Regions from separate parts of the Mus musculus genome. Here region 2 is linked to region 1. The links are chromatin loops, found by intact Hi-C in ENCODE. Cell type or tissue: heart. All regions are shown on one strand. Each heading gives the region's core, and the rest is flanking DNA. Links, peaks and the distances in the headings are about the cores only. Region 1 holds the start of Ttc9 (tetratricopeptide repeat domain 9). Region 2 has its middle 67 kb from the start of Ttc9.

The links. Hi-C counts contacts between places; a loop is a spot of excess contacts. Peaks named below come from ENCODE experiments on the same cell type or tissue, not always from the same donor. Only the 100,000 strongest peaks of a DNase experiment are listed, where the experiment ranks them.
Region 2: a loop joins it to region 1, with 3 times the contacts of the local background. A loop is called at or near these places in 9 of 42 quality-filtered maps.

Annotation. Positions count from the first base shown.
Region 1 is chr12:81,626,190-81,636,845 of GRCm38, reverse strand. It overlaps Ttc9 (tetratricopeptide repeat domain 9), which reads right to left and starts at 5,597. Exons shown (of 3, transcript NM_001033149.3): 1 at 5,045-5,597. The coding sequence starts at 5,441. In heart, for the core only: no CTCF peak of the experiment used is centred there; a DNase peak (open chromatin) is centred at 5,585; H3K4me3 peaks cover 2,080 bases; H3K27ac peaks cover 1,118 bases; H3K27me3 peaks cover 6,272 bases.
Region 2 is chr12:81,692,606-81,703,261 of GRCm38, reverse strand. No RefSeq gene overlaps it. Among named protein-coding and RNA genes, the nearest start is that of Ttc9, 67 kb to the right of the region's middle. In heart, for the core only: no CTCF peak of the experiment used is centred there; no DNase peak of the experiment used is centred there; H3K27me3 peaks cover 278 bases.

The DNA of each region.
Region 1 (10,656 bases), core at 1,519-9,518:
GAGACAGTCCAGCTTGAATTCACTGTGTAGACCATACTGGTTAGCCCTGAACTCACTGTGTAGACGAGGCTGCCTGGTCTTAAACTCACTATGTAGACCAGGATAGCTAGCCTTAAATTCATGACTCTCTTGCTTTAATCTTCTAAGTCCTGGGTAGCAGCTGTGTCCCAGGTAAGAGTTTTACATTTTGGGATCTTTAGAGACATGGTTTCCCTGCTTTTTTGAACAAAGTTTATATTTCCATGCTGTGCTCGGCTCTTGCCTTAGTTAGGTTTCTATTGCTGGGATAGGGAACCACAGCCAATTGCCACTTGGGGTTGGCAGCCAAAAGCAGCCCGAAAGAGGTTCATTTGGGCCAACTCATCCCAATCACCGTCCACCATGAAAGGAAGTCAGAGCAGGCACTCAAGCAGGAGCCTGAAGGCAGGAGCTGAACTGAAGGCCACGGAGGAGCATTGCTGACTGGCTGGCTCTTCATGGTTTGTCTAGCCTGCTTTCTTATATACCCAGGACCAGTATGGGCTAGGCCCTCCCACATCAATCATATGCAGAAGATACCTCAGAGATTTGCCTTTAGGCCAATCTGATGGGAGGGGGAGGTTGTATTTGCTCAACTGAAGTTCCCCTTTCCAAATGATCCTGGCTTATGTCAACCTGACAAAAATCTAGGACAGCTCTGAGGATTATGACCAGTCCTGGCCTATGAGTTCAAGACATGTCTATTAAGACCAATGAAGCTAGTTTCAGAGGACACTATCCCAGGACTTCTTTTGGTATGAAGCTGTTCCTAAGCCTCATCATACTTTAATACTGGGGGCTTCGGCTGAGACCAATCTGATTCTGTCTATCCTTTGGTAAGACACAGGAAATCTCCCAAACATAGCTCTAAATAGAAAATGGCAATAGAACAAAATGGTGCTTGTTGCCGGTCATGAGGAGCACACATTCCTAGCCTTTGGAGCCAATGGCACCTATCCCCACTGCTGCCATTTAAACCTTGGGCATCACTTAAACGTATCAACAAAGCAATGTGTGGTACATCTTGGTAGCCACATGCCCTAACTCAGCCCCCGAAGTCCCAAGAGGAAATGTTCTACCCTCCACAGGTACCAAGGCCCCAGGAGAATCACGTGTCTTGTTCAGTTCAGTAAGACCCACTCATCAGTTAGATGCATGCTTGCTCTGTGGCCTGTAAGGCTCAGATTCCTTGGTCTTCCTGGGCAGGTGAGACTGTTTTGTCTATTAAAATTCTGGAAGAAGAAAATACTATCCCTTTAATCTCCCAGAAAACAAGCCACGCAAAATCCCCATCTATTAGTCCTGCACAGCTAGCCAGAGTCCTCCTGAAAAAATGAAATCTGATCAGAACAGACAATAGCCTGGCACCATTTGCAGACTGTCTCTGTGCACCCTTCTTGGGCTCCTGGGGACATGCGAATGGGTGTTAGACTAACACCTCCTACCTGCTTCCTGGCAGCCCCTGGCTATTACTTACAGGGGGTTATAGATAGATCAGGAGGGCTCATGAGCTTACGTTTTCTCCAGAAGCCTCACCTTAGCCTCGCGTTTGGAGAATAGCAGCCCTTAGCAACACAGCCTAATTCTCTAGGTATTTCTGGGCTATTCTAAGTTCTTTCCCAATGCCAAGCCTCTATCTCTACATATGGCTTTATGTGGAAAGACAGTGCTGTAAGAACCGTATCACCAGGCTGCCCAGGTGTCAACAAAACCCCAATAGAAGTCACCTGCTTTTCTGCCAGGATGAATTTGTTCTTGCCCATCTCTTTCCTGCCAGCCAGCGGTCAGGGGAGAGGACATTTTACGGGCCAGGCTGGACTGTGCTAGCCCTAACTAAAACAACACAAGTCATTTTTCTTTCTATCCAAACATAACTGAAAATGCACACTTAATTTTTTTTTTTTTTGAGACAGGGTTTCTTTATGTGGCCCTGGCTGTCCTAGAACTCACTCTGTAGACCAGGCTGGTCCCGAACTTACAGAGATCTGCCTGCATCTGCCTCCCAGGTGCTGGGATTAAAGACATGTGCTGCCATGCCTGACACACTTACATTTCTTATTTTACATTTAAAATAATCTTCATGAAATATTTTAGTGACGTGTATAAATTCTTTTGAAGTGGGGTTAAAAGCAGGACATGTGACTACATATATATGAGGACAAGGACCCTTGCTTTGTAAACACACACACATATATACACACACACACCACCACCACCACCACAACTAACAACAACAACAACAACATACCATACACATATTCAACACAGATTTCTTTTTTGGTTTTTTTTGTTCTTGTTTGTTTGTTTGTTTGTTTGGTTGGTTGGTTGGTTGGTTTTTTTGAGACAAGGTTTCTCTCTGTGGCCCTGGCTATCCTGGAATTTACTCTATAGACCAGGCTGGCCTCAGACTCAGAGATCTTCCTGCCTCTGCCTCCTGAGTGCTGGGATTAAAGGTGTTCGTAAAACCAGGTTAAACACAGATCTCTTTAGGTGGAGGAGTTAGACGTCATTCTGCATTTCTCTAAATGTTTTGCAGTTTTCTAGAAGAAAACATCTATATAGGTTTCTACTACTTTGATAATCCCATGAGAAAGGATTATTTGCTACTAGGTGGGACTTCTGGGAGAATGGTAACTGATTTGACAGCAATGTCAAGTTTCACCAAAGTGATTTCTGTGTGGAGGCTTCCTGTCACGTGCCGAATTGTCCACACAGGTTGTGGACTTTAACTTTGTCAGAACTGGCCAGCTGGTCATCTTTCACATTCTATGTGAAACCTATGTGAGTCCTCTCAGAGCCTTGAATCACGGCACTGTATGTTTTTCCTTCCTGGTTACCAGGGCCGAGGGCATCCCAAAGAATTTTGAAATGTGGCGTTTGAGAGCCCACCTGAGTCTGGGTACGTGGTAGCAGAAGAGATCCAGATGATGCTGATTTTCTGCATCAAGCTATGATGGGCAGGGCATTGCCTTTGGAGAGGGATGGCTCTGGAGCCTTGGGAGTCTCCTCTGCAAGGTGAATGGCCATATTTCCTTCAGATTGCATATGTATATTTAAATTAGTGTAAGCGGGACATGGTGGTGCACCCCTTTAATCTCAGTGCTCTGAGGGAAGAGGCAGGTGAATATCTGAGTGCGAGTCCAGCTTGGTCTACATAGTTTCAGGCCAGTCAGGGCTATACAGTGAACCCTGTTTCAAAAAAGCAAAAGTGCATGTAGTGTACCTAACTGCACATATGCTACATTGTTAATGTTCATAAGTGATGAGCCCCAGAGCAGGCAGCAGAAGGGAAAGCCCTCTGGGTTTATTTCCATTCTGTCACCAGTGAAGTTTCCCCAAGTGTTTGTGTGGTAGGGACAGAAGGAGAGATTGACCACACCTCTGTCCTCTGACCAGGCAGGCCTGACCAAGGACATACATTGGGTTTCACCATGGAAATACAGCCACTTGTGGGGTGGAGGGCAGGCAGTGCTAGCTATTCATGGGCCGGGTAAATGTAGTCCTAGAACACCCATTACCACTCCAAAATCACTGCATTAGCCATCCTGAGTGCCTCTTCCTCCGCCCTCACAGGCTCTGCCCTTTAACTGTTCATCAGGGCAGTGGCCAAATCCTTACGGGAAACCAGAGGAATCAAGTATCCTTTTATGGATTCACCTATTCCATCCTTCTGTGCCATTATTTTCTCTGGTGCCATTATTTGTAATACTAGGGCCAGTGTCACCATCTCTGTAACTGCCCTTGGTTTACATGTGTAATTCTTAACGTGTGTAAGCTACCTCACACCGTGTCTTCCCAGGCTGGGTTTCACCCTAGTAAAGATGACCTGATAGGGGCATGGCAGCACAGGGGTAGAGCACTTGCCTAAAGATGACCTCAAACATGACAGAATGGGAAGGCGGAGGGAAGCTGGTGCTCAATGCCCAAAGCCAACACAGCAGATCTACATTTCTGAATGGACCATAGTTGTAGTCTTTCAACCTCCAGATGCATCCATCGTCACCCCGCCCCCACCCCCTAACAGGCCATACTTAGTTCAAGCAACTTTCAAGGTTAGAAATGAAGAAATGCCTTTTATTCTAACAGAGAGAGGCTTGACTGTGCCCCAAACCATACACACTAGGTGGGAAAAGTAGAGGGTGGTTGCGTCACTGTAAGGCAGTTGTTTATATCGCTGTTTGCCACATTTCGCAGGAAGTCCTTCGAAAGCCTCAGCGTTTTCCTTTTTTACAGACTTTACATTTTCTATAATGCACACACACACACACACACACACACACACACACACACACACACACACTTAGCCTCATCCCTAAAGCACACCATGGAAGTACACCTTCAGCCCAACAGAAGAGCCTTAGGCAGGAGACTAAGAATTCAGCAGGGCTAAGGACCAACCATGAACTCAGAGCCCTGAGACTGCTGGAGCAAGACCCGGAGAGAAGAAAGTAGCATTTTGGAATCCATTTTACTCAGGACATCCTGAAAAAAAAAAAAAATCCCCTTTGCTACTGGGGCAGGAGAACTTGAGGGAAGGCCTGTTTCCATCTGGTTACTTAAGGGAAGACATAGGTCAACTTTAAAGCCAGTGACACCCGAGTGAGACAGACAGGTGCATGAGCTAGCCTTAGAGCCCATGGCTTGTGCGGTATCTCTGGCTTCTTCTATCTCTTCAGTTTGAACCCAAGTGAGCAGTAGCAGTCGCTGACAGGCCCGCTGGGTCGCCCTCTGTCTGCCCGGTCATTTATAGGCAAGATTCACCATGTTTGCAAGGGAAGAGACTCAAGATGACTATGGCCTTTGGAAGACATCATCTTGAAAGTCACACTTTTTCTCAAGCGCCTCCCTCCCAGATCTCCCCAGAGCACCACTGTCACGGGAGGGAGTCTGCACCGCGGTGTGCCTCAGCGGCGCTCTGGGATCCAGAGAGACTAGGTTGGGAAAGCTGGGGACGGGACGCGTGGCCGGGCGGGGCCCCTGGAGGCCCGGGGAAGGAGAGGAGGGGGTGCGGCGGGGCGCGGCTTACCTGCCAGGCTGTTGTAACAGTCGATCTCAATGGCTTCAACCGTCTTGCTCTGCTCCTCTGAGAGGCGGCTGGATTTGGGAACCCCTGCCGAGGAGGCTGGCCGTGCGTCCCGCTCCTCTTGTGACGGCAGCAATCCCTTCAGCTCCAGCAACGCCCGGTGGTATTTGCCGATGGCTTCGCGGAATTTCTTGTCCTTGTAGCACTGCGCCCCTTGGCTCTTGAACTCGTGTGCGCGCCGGATAAGCTCCGCGGGCTCGGCCGCCGTTCCAGCCTGGCCCCGCTCCGGGGCTCCTCCGCCGCTCGGGACGCACGGCGGCGGCACGGGCCGCGGTCCCTCACCCAGCGCAGGCGGGCTAGGGTTCCCCGAGGATCGGGCCGCCAAGCCCTTCCTCTCCATCCGGCCGCCGCCCGCGCCTAGAGCGCGTCGCGATCCGGGCTTTAAAAGCGCGGAGCGCTGGCTTCGCGCCCCGCAGACTCTGCCGCGGCCGTTACCCTGGGCGCCGCGCGCTTGCCCCGCACTCCCATCCTTTTCGCCAGCCGCCCGAGGCAGCTCCCTCCTCCTGCGATCGCTCCCCTCCCAGCTCCCTCCCCCGTTCCCTCGGCGCCCGCCCTCGTCCCCGCCCTTTTCTGCTCCCGCAACCTGTCCCCGCGGGCTACCGGACCCTGTGCGAGCCTGGCCGTGGTGCAGGGGACAACGGGCCCGACTGGGGTGGTGGTGATTGTCGCTGACCCGGAAGAAGCTGGGCTTGCTCAAAGGAGGGGAAGATTAGCGACAAAGAGGGCCCCCTGGTTCCCATTCATCCAGCCTTCCGAGGCGCGCCGTGGCCAAAAGAAGCTATGGGGGAGGGGTGTGTGTGTATGGGAAGGACTGGGAGGGGGGGGGGTCACCTCAATAGCTTTCTTTAGGACTAAAGAGAAAGGTGCGCCAGGGAGCAAGGAAAATAAGCAGGTGCCACTGCTTGTTTTGTTTGCAGTAAGACATTACTATTTTAGGTGGCAGAGCCTCGCTTTTGTGGATCCAGGTTGTCGCTGAGGTGTGTCTCCCGGGCGCCCAGGACACCGGGTGCACGTCTGCGTGCCTGGCGTTGTATTCCGGGAGACTGTGTGTGCTTACGCTATGTGCGTGCGCAGCTATGCAGAATGAATCACAGAAGCGGAGATGGAAACACCTGTTACTGTTGGTCATCAGGCTTGGCGGGCACAGGGTTCCAGTTTCCATTACTGGACAGTTACGCACCCTTCCTGGGGAGGCTCCTTCTTTCTTTCCCTCTGTCAGTGAGAGTGTCAGCTGTATGCAGGAGATTGGCTGAGCCACACACAGGCAGATGAAAATAGGCAAGTTACAGCCCCCCCCCCCCCACCACACACACACCAAAAGAACCCAGTTTACTGCTGGAAGATACAATTCCCACTAGCAATCACAGAAAGCGCTGTGGAGCCCTGGGAATTCCTTACAGGGTAATAACATTTGAAGACCCCCCAAAGGATGGGCACAGGGAAGGAGTAAAATACCAGACAAAGCAAGAAAGCTCTCAGAGCTGTAATGTTGGACACCTCAGACATATTTAAGGCCTAAAGGTTTGACTTTATGGCTTTCCAAGTGAGAGGGATGCCAGGGGTTTCTGAATAAAGCATTTGGATTTGGGTTTATAGGCAATGAAGAGGATAGATACATTTTTAGTGATATTAAGGGAACGAAAAGATGCTCTTAATGTGATTTTCAAAGGGTGTTTCCCAGATCCGCAGCATCAACATCTTCTGGAAATTATTATATGCAAGCTCTAAGGACATAGTCCAGATTGTCTAAAACAGGACCCTAGCCTTGGATCCAGCAATCGGTGCTTCTGTAGCTCCAAGAGGAGCTCAGAGACAGTGCTGTGAAAACTTCCTACTCAGGTTTTGGACCAGCAGAATGAGCATCACTGATGAGCCTGCAAGAAGTGCTCCGGGTGCAAGACTGCCAGCCCACTGACCCAGAAGTTGCACTTTAACAAGATTGACATAATATGGCCACACCCGCTGTTCTGCACTAGAAGTTTAGGAAAGTATAAAAAACTGTTAACAAAAGCCTCAGCGTATACATAGGGGTACCCGGAGACTCTTACTCAAAGTTTTGTATTTCTGCTTAACAAATGTAAGCGGTATGGGTCAATGTTTAAAATTTGTTTCCTTCTTTTTAAACTTTCACGTTTCATGGAATTAAATATTCTTTTAGTGCTTCCCTCTTGCAGTTCTGGGGATTGAACCTGGGGATTCATGCAAGCAAGTGCTCCACAGCTGAGCTGGGCCCCCATGCCTTATTCTCATGGCTATATAATAGTCTATTGTAGGTATGTACCTTAAAGTACAGAGCCAGTTGTTTTTGTATCCAGACGGCTTTTTATATTACGTTATGCACTATTGTGGATAATACTAAATGAAGTGAACAATAGTAGATATCAAATACCTGGTGCTTACATCGTACCAGGGACTGGGTTAAGCACTTTGCATACATGTAACCTTCATAACAATCTAGTGAAATAAGTAGTTACTCCAATTTTGAATACCACATGTCTTAGGGTTTCTATTGCTGTGAAGAGATACTCTGACCATGACAACTCTTATAAAAGAAAAGATTTAATTGATGCTGGCTTACAGTCTCAGTAGTCCAGTTTAGTCCATCATCATCATGGCGGGACACATGGTGGCATGCAAGTAGGCATGCTGCTGGAGACAGAGTCAAGAGTTCTCTATCTTGATCTGAAGGCAACCAGGAAGAGCCTGTGCTCCACACTGGGTGGACCTTGAGCATATATGAGCTCTCAAAAGTCTGCCTCCACAGTGACACACTTCTTCCAACAAGGCCACACCTCCGAATAGTGCCACCTCCATGGGCCAATCATTCACGCCCATGAATCTATTTGGGCTATTTCTTTTCCTCCACAGCATGTTACAGAGACTTGTCAAGGTTGTACTCCCAGTAAGTAACAAGCCTGGTATTTAAACCCATGTAATCTGTCCTTGGAAGCTCTTACATTATTCTTAATCTCTTGCATTACTCGTATTTATTTTTTGTTCTTATTTACTTTTCTGTCAGGAAAATTGGTTAATTTTTAAAGTAACCTCCCCCACACACACACACCGTGCTGAGGGTCAAACCCAGAGCCTCATTTGTGCTAGGCAAACATTCTACCACTGAGCCATACACCCAGCTCAAGAAAGTCCGTCAATTTGCTCTTTTCTCCCCCGTGAGTATGTGTGTGGTATGCATGAGAATGTGTGTGTTTCTCTGTGCGTGAACACATATGTGTGTAATGCCAGTGCACTTGTATGTGGAGACCTGAGGTTGATGTTGGGAGTCTTCATTGATTGCTCTCCATGTTTTTCATGGAAACAGGTCTCTCAATTGGATCCAGGGTTTCGGAGCTGTTGGTCTGGTTAGCCAGCTTTCTCTGGAGATCCCCCGTCTCCACCTTCCAATTGCTGGCATTGTGGGTGGGCCCCCAAGCCAAGGGTGGGTGGTTTACAAGTGTTTTAACCATGAAACCATCTCCCTGGCGCACAGTTGTTTGTCTAAATGTGGTCCAACTGGCTATGGGGTGTCCTGCCTGTAATCCTAACACTCGGGAGATTGAGACACAAAGCATGTTTCACATTTGAGATTAGCCTAGTATGCAGAGTGAAGTCCAGACCAGCCTGGGCTACAGAGGGAGACCTTGTCATATGTATAATTCAAATTTAAAAGGTGAGACCAACCTGCGCTCCCAACACAAATACATCATTACATAGCTTCCTTACATCAAGAGTAAAACTTGTATAAGGACTTGGTATTTATGAAGTTGGTAAATGAAAAATGCATGGCACCTTAACTGGGACATACTTCATGCTAAGGATGAATGTTTCACATGGGTAGTTACCATTCATGGTGAACTAAAGCTTTTTAATTGGACCTGAACTTGGCGTACTAAATTATACCTTGCATTTTATAGAACGTCCCTTTTCTAAATGCTCCATCACCTTTAATCCCACTTGAGCCTCCCTAATGCTCCAAAGAGGGTAAAGAGTCTCTGCTTACACACTGAGTCTACCGTCTTCTGACAAGTGAGGCGCTCTGTTTGCTCAGTGGTGAAGGAGTTTTGAAGTCGGACAGGTGTGTGTGTAGCTGGCATTCTCTCTTGGCTAGTTCCTGGGCAAGTTATTCAACTTTAGACAACCTCAGATTTCCCCACTCATTAAGTGGGGGTGGGGTTATGACCCAGTGGGTTTGTTGTGAAGCATGGTGTAAGTACTTGGCAGACGGTAATTGTATTACACACTAAATCCTACCATGGCTGGATCCCATAATAATGTGGCGGCAGAACTCCAATAATTCGTAAATATCTGCCAACTCCTGGCCCTTTCTATTTTCAAGTAGTTGAGCAGACGGAAGAGATTGAAAGATTTCCTGTTACCCCAGTGGATTAGGGTAGAAAGAATCATAGAGAGCAAATATCAAATAAAGACCCAGACCTTGGACTTGGTAATGTCTCAACAAAAAGAAGTAATTCAGGTCACTTTAACCATCTAAAGGTAAGACGTGGGTCTTGGGAGATGGCTCGGTTGATAAGGTTGTGCAAGCAAGCCTCTGTAACCTCAGTACTAAGGAGATAGAGACAGAAGATCGTTGGAGCTCACAGGCAGCCAATCTGGTTAAATCAATGAATCAGTGAGAGACCCTGTCCCAATAAGGTGGACAGTGATTGAGGAAGACATCTATGTGGACTTTTGTCCTCTGCACAGATGTGTGCACATACCCATACACACCACACACGTATACATACAAACACATACATGCAGAAAATAAAAGAATCAAGTTAAAAGGTTAAGGTTAATGGCATGACAACTCCCCTCCCCGCACTATGTCTTTCCTTCAGTTTTGGTTTTAAGGATAGGGTTCGAAGAGACAGATAACTCATGTGACATTTCCTTGTGTAAGACAAAGAACTCAGCACAAGACCTTGGTACTCCTAAGGATGAAGGGGAGGGGAGCACCAGCGAGGAAGGGAGGGAAGACCATGGGGGTAGGAAGTGAGGAAGGAGTTACTATGCCCATCTGTCCCACTTGGCAGTGCTGAGTGTGGTTGCCTGGCATTGTTTATTTGCTTGCTTTCAGCATGCTTCTGTCTGGCTTAGCCACTCATTTGTAGCGTGTTCTCGCTTCTTGGAAATGCTTGCTTCCCCTCAGATGGAATTAAAGAAGTGCCAAGGAGAATTTCTCAAATATTCATTCATTAATTATTGACCATATGCCGAGCATTATTTTAGGAAATGAAGCAGAGCGTGAATTTGGGAGCCAGAAATTCATCGTATTCCAGACTCTGCCCAGTTTGAGTTGAGTGGCCTGACGGTCTTCCAGACTGCCTCTCCAATTCGGTTCTCCTCGGGTGGGATCAAGATTCCGCATGGCTAGTAAGTCCTCGGCTGCTTCTGCTTGTCCCTGGTGTACCTGAGGAAGAGGAGAAAGGGGGAGCCCCGATTTCCCCTTCTCTCTTAGCTCTGCCTTTCCTCTGATTTTTGTTCAGTTTCTTGGTAGGATTCTGGGAAGTGAATTGGTCTAACCTCCACTCAGTTTCTTCTACTTCATTTGCCTGGCA
Region 2 (10,656 bases), core at 1,216-9,215, 67 kb before region 1:
TAATGGACTTATCATCATATTGAAATGAACTGGCAAATATTTTAAAAATATTTCTGTTTTATTTGAATAGGCTAGATAAAAATTATTAGTACAGACAAGTACATTTAGGGGGATTCTTCAGAAAGTTTTCAGAATATTAAAAATATGTGAAGTACCACTAGGTGGGGCTGATGAGAATAAAGAACAGATTTTTTTTTTCCGGGAGGTGGGGGAGGAGAGTGTGGTTGGAGTGAGGGAGAGATGGGATTAGACATGGTACATTTATAGTATGAGATTTCTTAATAGCAATATTTGTAGACACTATAGAAAAAAAAGTGATAGACTGGAGCCTTACTCAATAGGGTTTTTCACAACCTGAAGAAGATAGTGTATTGGACTTTGGGCTCTCTTTAATTTTCCCTGACAAAAGCTATGCACATTCCACAAAGAAGCTAAGCAGCTAAGCAGATTAAGCAGAAGGTGCAGGAGAGAGCCCAGTCTTCACTCTGTGCTAATAAGATGACAGGGACCTCTGGGGTTAAAAGGTAAAGCTCTGAGACATCTTTCTTGGAAGGAGTGCATTAGAGAGAAGCCTCCTTGCAGCTGCATCTCCTGCTCAAAGCTCCCAGGAAGCCAGCCAGGAGCCTGAGGGAGTAGCTGGGGTGGAGGCTGCTGGCTTACTTTGAGAGAGTCGGCTGGGTCTCCGAGTGACAGGATAGCATAGATACCTTCAACTTTGTGTGAGGAACTTCAAGTGGCGGGGGAGCATGGGTAACGAGCAAGAGCTGAAACTGGGGTCTGGCTCAATAAGTGGGTTCTCGGGCTGTCAGAAGAGTGGGCATCATGTACCTCTGGCCCTGTGGGCTGGGCTTTAGCTGTGTTCTCAGATATTTATCCACATGTTCATAGACACTTTAGCTAGGCACTCTGCACGGTGCTGCTGGGGATGCAGCCGATACTGGAACAGACGTGATTTTACTCGGCTTTGAGTTTGGCAGAAACAGAAGCCTGTCCTGATAGACAACCTCATGCCAAGCCCCCACCCCCAACTTTGAAAGTTTGCAAGGTGCACTCAGTGTGCTCTCTAAGATGTCACGAATGGAACTGGTGGCTCTTCCCCATGAAATAGAGATGGGAATTATGGCTTTGCAACGCTGACACAGAGTGACAGGGATGGTGTTTAGCCATGGTTGCTCTTTTTGTCCCCCCTCTGCTCTATCTTTTCTCCCCTGGTGCTTACTACGTATCTGTGAAGTGAAAGGCGCTGAGGTAACACAGCTTGAGAGGACTCACGACTCCAGCCTGCTGTACAAGCTAACTACACCTATGTGAACAGCAGGTTGTCATTGTCACTAGGAAGGACAGCAGAGGATAGGAACCAACTTTAGAACAAGATGGCTGTGATGGCTATTCCTGGTTGTCAACTTGACTACATCTAGTATGAACTACAATCTGGAAGTGGAGAGCACACCTGTGAATCAGATCTTGAGACATAGTGGACATGAAAAGCTTAGGCCCAGGTAAGGTAGTACACGCCTTTAATCCCAGGAGACAGAGGCAAGCAGATCTCTGAGTTCAAGGCTAGCCTGGGGCAGAGCAAGTTCCAAATCCAGGTGCGGTGGTACACACCTTTAATCTAGGCCATACCTTCTGATGGAGGCCTACACAATGACAGTGGAAGAAGCAAGTGTCTGTTCTTCCTTTTGCTTGCACTTACTTGCCAGCACACCTGTTGGAACGTACTTCTTCAGGATTCCAGTTTACACAGAAGACCAGCTGAAATACCTAGCCTCATGGGGCTGAGCAAGTACTAGATTCCCATTGTTGGGTTATTTGGACTGTAGACTGTAAGCCATTACAATAAATTCCCTTAATATATACATTCTATAAGTTCTGTGACTCTAGAGAACACCGACTAAGACGGCGGTCAATAGAAACATTCCGAGGATATGAGTTCAAGGTCAAGCTGTGGATGTTTAATCTTGGCATGATAGATATTTTTGGGACAGACAACTCTTTGCTTTTGGGGACCACCCTGTACACTAAGGACATTTATCAGCACCACTGGCTTCTAAATGCCACTAGATACAATAGCTCTCAAGTAGCTCTCCACTCATTGTGACAGTCAAGGATGGCTCCAGATGCTGTCCCTTGGGAGGCAAAATTACTTCCAAGTGAAAACTACTGGGGAAATCCATCAAGTAGAGCATACTGAGTTGTGTAGATTGCAGTAAGCTATTTTTACTTTAAGTAGATGTCACATATTTTCAAGCAGGGGGAAACACTGTATACTTTGCATTTTGAAAAGTGCATTCAGGGCTGGTGAGGTGGCTCAGTGGGTAAGAGCACCCGACTGCTCTTTTGAAGGTCCGGAGTTTAAATCCCAGCAACCACATGGTGGCTCACAACCATCCATAACGAGATCTGACTCCCTCTTCTGGAGTGTCTGAAGACAGCTACAGTGTACTTACATATAATAAATAAATAAATAAATCTTCAAAAAAAAAAAAGAAAGAAAGGAAGAAAGAAAGAAAGAAAGAAAGAAAGAAAGAAAGAAAGAAAGAAAGAAAGAAAGAAAGAAAGAAAGAAAGAAAGGAAAAGAAAAGTGCATTCAGATTGCAGAGTGGTGCCTGGAGCAACGTCGAGCTCATTGTGATCGGAGGTGGTGTGATCACTAATGTCAATCCTCAACTTGACACAACTTAGAATTACTTGGGAAGAGAGTCCCAGTAAGGAATTATCTACATTGAATTGGCCTGTGGATGGTTCTGTGCATGATTGTCTTGGTAAAGTTAATTGACATGGGAAGACACATCCACTGTAGGTGGCACCATTCCCTACACAGGGCTTCTGGAACTGTGGAACTGTGTGAGAGTGGAGAAACATGAACACATTCATTTCTCTCTGCTTTTGACTGTGTGCTATATGATAGCTGTTTCAAGTGCCTGCCACCTTCATTTCCCTGGTATGATGGGTTGTAATCTGGGACTGTGAGCTAAAAGAAACCCCCTTTCCCATTACCTTCTTCAGGGTATTTTTACCACAGCATTGGACTGGAAACAAGGAGAGGAGCCTATTTCAATTGTCTACCCCAAACTCAAGAAAGATGGCAGCTAAGGTTGGGGTGTGGACATCCAGAGATGGAGAGGAGGTGGCATGTAATAAACATTTTTGGTATAGGATGTCCAGGTCATGTTATGGCCTGGCATGGCGACCTCACCCTTAAGCAAGTCTCATGGTGGCTCCTTTGTTGCCTGGTTGAATGGAAGCATTGGCTCAGGGGTTGAACTTCAAACCTGGCCACACATCTGCTTGCTAGGAGCTCTCATAAGAACTTGTTGTTGGGACTACCATTTGGTCTATGAAGGGGCAAACGGTGAGTACTTCTGAGGTAGGTTTCCCTGTCGTCTGTGATGCTTGTTGATGGCATAGCTCATGAGCACTGATTCCATGCAGGAAGCTCAGACACGTGGGGAGAGCAGCAGTGGCTGATAGATGAAGGCTGATCTTGGTCTCAGATGCTGACATCTCACATTGAGCTCTCAAAAGCCACTGGACATGCAAATCCAGTCAACAGGACTGAAGAGATAGCTCAGCACTTAAGAACACCAACTGCTCTTGCAGAGGATCCTGGTTCAGTTTCCCACCCTCAAATGAGTTTACAGCTGTCTATAACTCCCATAACTCTAGATTTAGGGAATCCAATGCCCTCTCTTGGCCTCCACTGCTACTGCAAGCATGTGGTGCCCAGACAAAGATACACAACATAAAAGGAAACAAAAAAAGTCTAGTCAGCATCCCGTCTTCAGCCCATGTGTGTATAGGAGGTGGAGGTTTGTGGGTGGAAGGATAGCTAAAACCTCAGGAAAGGAACAAGCTCCCTTATTGATTTGAATAGCATCTGATCATGGTGACCAATGAATCCTGACCATGACCAAAAGGTGAAGAGTAATTAACAGGCACTGGGGAAGGAGACTGGAGTGGTGTAGTAAGAGTCTTGAGTGTTAGAGGAAACTGTGTGAACAGACATGAAAAACTCTGGCCAAGAACCAGAGGCACAAGTAAGGCCTGTTTGTTGGTTTTTAATTGCACAGACCATGGCTGCCAGGATTTTAAATTGTAGGTCTGTGAGCATGTAATTAAGTGAGAAGCCCAGTTGGACCGACTGGGACACCAAGTTGTTGATGCAGCTTGTGAGAACGGTCTTCTAATATTAGAATTCAGGTTCTGAGCTGTCTATGCCACCAACTCTATTTTACCTCTGGACCTCTAAGTTCCAGGTATGAATAACCAGCCCCTTCCGAGTGCTTTTCTGCTGTCTGTGTGAAAAGGCTTGTCTGAGGCTTGATGGTGCTTGCTTCTGAGATGTTCAGTAGAACATTTTCTTGATGTCAAACACAGATCTGTCATCTCAGCTCCATCATGAGCCACCCCCGTCACTCCGGAGGCTCCGGTAGTCTCTTCTGCCACAGCATTCTAGACGTAGGTGTGAATGCAGTAACTATGTTTTTTGCTCTGTAAAAGGTCTGAAGACAACCTGGGAGTGATGTCTTAGACTTGGAACCTCAACACTCAGTAAACTAAGACAGAGAATTCAAGAGACTAGCCTGAGCTACACAGTGAGTTTGAGATCAGCCTGGCCTGCATAGCAGGACCCTGACTCAAACAAGAATACGCAAAATCTGGTGACTCAGCTGCTGGGTATTGTTAGGAAATGAGAGACCCTAGATGTGAGGCCCACAGCTCTTTCTGGAATAACCCCTAGGCCCCTTACTTTCCTCTAGCTCACCTTCTTCTTGTCTCCACATGTATTGCCCCCCCCCACTCCCCTTCAACAGGACTCTGTGCTGCCTCCCCAGCCTTTCCTTCTGTCAGAAGTGTAAGTCTACCATGCATGTTTCGTGGATTGGGAGGAGGAGCCCTGTAGCCCAGGTAACCAAACTCCTTGTGAAAGGGCAGGTGACTGTTCACTTTTCAAGTCATGGGGAAAGCATTTGAACTTGGCAAATACACTTAGTGGACTATAATGGCCTGGAAGGGTTCTGCCCCTCCCACAAAGTGAGCAATTTCCTCCTTCAGCTCTGCCTGCACAGGCCCATGACATCATAACGACCCCGTGTGCGTTTATCTGTAATTATTTGGAGTGGCAGCCAGCCCTTTCAAGAGGTTCTTTGATCCAGTCCTAGAACACCCTCAAAGGTGGGTGGCCAGATGGAGGTCATCTTCCCAGAAGACAGGAACCAAGGCAGACAGCCTTGGGGTACACAGCAGGTGGCAAAATTGACCTAAAATGAAGACCAAGTGAGTGCAGCCTTCTGGCCATCTCCTGACCCTGCATTCTGTCAGTTTAGGCTGTGCAGCTGCCCTAGCAGGTAGAGAAATTTGTGAGAAGGCCAGTGAAGGAAGGGATCTGTCAGAGTTGGTTAAATATCTGTTCTGGCTTGGGGATCAAGAAGTATTTACCCTGGATACCTCGGGTGCCTCGGTTTCAAATATTCCGGTTGCTAGCACTACTACCCCTCGCTTTGTTTGTATGAAATTAGTCTTGTTATGTAATCCAGGCTGGCCTAGAATTTAACAATCCTCCATCGTCCACCTTCTCAGCTCTGTGATTATACATGTGTGCCAGCACATCTGGCTCTCAGCCTGCTTTATTTGATCACGCACTTACATTTACTTAAAAATTACATCTTTTTTACACTGTGCGTGTGCATGTGTAGGTAAGAGGATAGCTTGCAGGAGTAGGTCTCTCCTTCCATCATGTAGGCCCTGAGGCTTGAACTCGGTTTGTCGGGCTCGGTGGCAGGCACCTTCGCTCACTAAATCATCCATCACATACTTTTCAAACTTATGCTCTGACCTGAGGTCTGAAAAGCGTTGCATCCCAATGATTTACACCTGAGATCCTTGCCCCTCTCCTGGCATCTAACTTGGAGTCCCTTGAAGCCTTTCCTGGATGATCTACCCAGTCACAGGGGCCTGTGGGCTTTGTACCTGCGATGAGGCAGCACTGGAGTTAGATCACAGCTTTTAACACCACAGTGTACACAGTACGACTTTACCTCCTTGGCCCCTCCCTGTACTCTTCACCTAGCAGTGGTGGCCTCTAACTCCGTCCTGGTACAGTTGTCCCTCTGTCAAGATCCTCAAGAGACTGTCTTGAAGATTCCCAAATCTACAGATGCTCAAGTCCCCTCATACAAGGGTGTAGTATTCGGACACAACCTATAACATATTCCTGTATATTAGGTCTCCTGATTTATAGTACCTAATCCCGGGAAAATGCTGTGTGGATAACTGTTATCCTGCGCCGTGTGAGAGAACAACTCTCTACAAGTTCAATACAGTCACGCTATTCCCCTCATGTATTTTTGATCTGAGCTTGTTGGGATCCAGGATCGAAGGTGCAGAACCCCCCAATATGGAGACTGGCTGAACCTGGTGCGTGCCTTGGGGTCTTAGCACTCAGGCGTCTCTTTCTCTGGAATGTTCTTTCTTTGGGGAAAGAGCAGGTTTATGTGCTGGCATCATAGCCTTCCTGGGCCTTGGCTCGGTCTCTTCCTGACTTGTTTTTAGGTTGCAGCCATCCCATCACCCATCAAGCATCTTTTCCACTTAGGATTTGCTCATGACTCTTTCTCTAGCATTTCATGATCATTTATAGTTTCCGTTCATTGCCCGGCATCCCCAAATTCAGTGTAAGCTCTACAAGGGTAGGGTTTTGGTTTGCTTGAGTTTTTATTTTTTACTTCTAGCTATGTGCATATCCATGGCAGTTAGAAAAGGACACCAGATTCTCAGGATCTTGACAGACAGTTGTGAGCTGCCAGATGTGGGTGTGAGGAAATATACACAGGTCCTTTATGGGGATGGCATGTGCTGTCAACCTCTGAACCGTTTCTGTGGCTCCAAGAGCAGAGGTTTTGTGATTTTATTTGCTGTGGTATCCCAGAGTTCAGAACAGTGATGGGATCCTTGGAAGAAGATTATCAAATGTGAATGGACGTAGGTTTGAGCAAATGACTGAGTTTGTATTGTCCCTTGCTTCTAAAAGGAGGGATGAAAAAATAAGCAGGAAAAGTACTGTAGATTAAAAAAAAAAAAAAAGATCACTAGCACAAGCCCAGGGCTTACTCAGTGTTTTGAAATGCAGTGGGCGCTTTGCTTGGATTTCCTTATTTAATAACCTTTTATCTTTATTTCACAGACAAGGAAGCTGAGGCTTAAAAAACTGGAGTCACCTTTCAGGGTCATGAAGGAGTCAGGTCCATTTCCGTCTAAGACTCCTTTGTTTTGTTTTCGACACAGGGTTTTTCTGTGTAGCCCTGTCTGTCCTGGAACTCCCTCTGTAGACCAGGCTGGCCTTGAACTCACAGAGATCTTTCTGCCTCTGCCTCTCCAGTTTGGGGATTAAAGGCTTTGACTACCTGGTCAGGTAGTCTTCTCCAGGATGTTTTGTTCTCAAAACTTACAGTTTAACCCTCCGTGATTGCCCTAAGTCATCTGGTGGGACAGATCTACAGGGTCTGCCTACTCTCCTCTTCTGTGAGCTCACCCCTCCATGGAAAACATCCTGGAAGTGTCCCTCACCTGGAGAGGCAGGGTGTGGTGGCAATAAGATGGGTTGATTGTTAGAAAGGTTTTCTTGTCCCTAATTTACTTGTTATCTAGACAACTGACCACCTCCCCGCTCCTGCAGGCTGCTGTGTTGGAGCTATCCCCGAGCTCCAACGCCCTGCCACAGGCCACCTCACCTCAAGAAGAAGCCTGGCCCTAGGCCATGGCTTGGACCACTCTGCTCCACAATTTAGTCCAACCTGAAGGAAGTGTTAGGGTCCCAGAGTGGCTCACAAACCACACAAACACTGATCTCAGTCAGACAGGGATGGTTTACTGAATGCACACCCTAAGACTGGTTGATTTAGAGCCGTAGAATGTAGGGGCTGAGGCTATGACGCCAGGCCAGTTTATAAAGGAACAATCCACAATGAGCCCATATGCAGGTGCTGAAAGTGCTGCCTAGTGGTTGGTTCTGACTCAAGTTATTTTGACTAGCCAGTTCTAATTGACCTTTATTCTGATTGGTCCTAAGTGGCGCTTGCAGTTGTTGAATTTCAAGATTAACAAACCTCAAAACATAGAGAACATAGATAAGGTAGGTTGTCAGCATGACCCTGCTCTGAGTCAAGTTATCTTTCTGCATTAATGACGGACAGGCATATTACAGCAACAATATGAAATAGCTGGTGGGCATGGAACAAAATGGATACAGCTATGCCAGGGAGGGCAGGGAGGAGGGGCGGACCTCAACAGGACGACTGAGCTTCCCTCTCCCACACCTCTGCAACTTGAACTCCGGGCTATGGATTTGAGTGGGAGGATGGCAGAGGCGAGTCTAATCTCGTCTCTAAAATGACACCAAGAAAATGAATGGTATTGAGGCCGAGGCCTTCCCACCCTTCCAGGAGAGGCCCAGTACAGACCCAGAACACCTCAGGAGTCTGTGTCAGAAGGGCCTGTGCCCTTTAGCCCCCTTCCAGCCTCCTGCCGAGGGTCCTAAAGACTTACTTATTTGTTGGCCCTGAAATCATGTCACTTCAGTTACAAGTTCTAAATTAGAAAATCTTTTTCCTCCTTGAATAAACCAAACTACCCAGAGGCTTAGATATTTTTCCCATTCATTCATTCATTCATTCATTCATCCGTTCAACTGCCATAATTAGCTAGGTCTTGACAATTTAAATTGTCAATTGACAACTCAGGGGGGGAGTGTATTTATTTCTTAAAGCTCAAGAACAATTTACATTAGAGTTTAAAAGAAAAATCACACTGTAGGGCAGGCAAGCTATAAATCCTGGCAGCTGCCTGGAAGAGGGAAATGGAGAAAATAGAAAGGGCCCTGCCTTTTGGAGATGGACAAGCAGCCACATGGCATCTGGGAGGTAGCTTCTGAGAAAGGGTGAAAAAACCCCAAAGAACCAGAAAGAAGAGTAACTAACATAGACTCCAAAGAGCCTTAAAAAAGCAAGAGGAGGCCGGGCAGTGTTGATGCATGCCTGTAATCCCAGCACTTGGGAGGCAGAGGCAGGCGGATTTCTGAGTTCGAGGCCAGCCTGATCTACAGAGTGAGTTCTAGGAACAGCCAGGGCTACACAGAGAAACCCTGTCTCAATAAAAAAAAAAAAAAAAAAAAAAACCAAACCAAACCAAACCCAAAAAAAAAGCAAGAGGAGTTATCGTGTCAAGTGTTCCGGAGAGGTCCCATGGACAGCAGGAAGTTCAATGTGGTCTCTCTCTCTCTCTCTCTCTCTCTCTCTCTCTCTCGTCTTTTAGTCCTTACATAAGAACTATTTTCTGAGCATCCCCACTGCGCCTCTTACGGACATGGCAGCCACGCCATTTATATTCTGAAGCTCATTGAAGCCCTCTACAGTTTGAATGTCCCTCCCCAAGGTGAACTTTCATTACAAGCTAATTGTAATTGTGATTACAAGCTAAACAGTTGACAGGTGATAAAGGTTAGGACAGAGTCATGTCATTTCTGGGGTTAATGAGTTCCTGATTTAAAAAAAAAAAAAGATTGAATATAGCACAGCTTCCTCTGGATGTCTCTGTTTCCCTAGTTTACCAAACCTTTTATCTCTTTTTTTTCCATTTTTTATTAGGTATTTAGCTCATTTACATTTCCAATGCTATACCAAAAGTCCCCCATACCCACCCACCCCCACTCCCCTACCCACCCACTCCCCCTTTTTGGCCCTGGCATTCCCCTGTACTGGGGCATATAAAGTTTGCGTGTCCAATGGGCCTCTCTTTCCAGTGATGGCCGACTAGGCCATCTTTTGATACATATGCAGCTAGAGTCAAGAGATCCGGGATACTGGTTAGTTCATAATGTTGTTCCACCTATAGGGTTGCAGATCCCTTTAGCTCCTTGGCTACTTTCTCTAGCTCCTCCATTGGGAGCCCTGTGACCCATCCATTAGCTGACTGTGAGCATCCACTTCTGTGTTTGCTAGGCCCCGGCATAGTCTCACAAGAGACAGCTACATCTGGGTCCTTTCGATAAAATCTTGCTAGTGTATGCAATGGTGTCAGCGTTTGGATGCTGATTATGGGGTGGATCCCTGGATATGGCAGTCTCTACATGGTCCATCCTTTCATCTCAGCTCCAAACTTTGTCTCTGTAACTCCTTCCATGGGTGTTTTGTTCCCAATTCTAAGGAGGGGCATAGTGTCCACACTTCAGTCTTCATTCTTCTTGAGTTTCATGTGTTTAGCAAATTGTATCTTATATCTTGGGTATCCTAGGTTTGGGGCTAATATCCACTTATCAGTGAGTACATATTGTGTGAGTTCCTTTGTGAATGTGTTACCTCACTCAGGATGATGCCCTCCAGGTCCATCCATTTGGCTAGGAATTTCATAAATCCATTCTTTTTAATAGCTGAGTAGTACTCCATTGTGTAGATGTACCACATTTTCTGTATCCATTCCTCTGTTGAGGGGCATCTGGGTTCATACTAACAGGTAGATAGATGCTCTTAGGAATACATCCAGGGTGGGGTGCGATTGTGGTGCAGCCTCTGGTTTGTCCTGCACAAAGTAACAATAACTGGGACCTTCTGGATGAACGAACAGATCAAGAAGAGCGGTAGTAAGTACAACTCTGAGTGG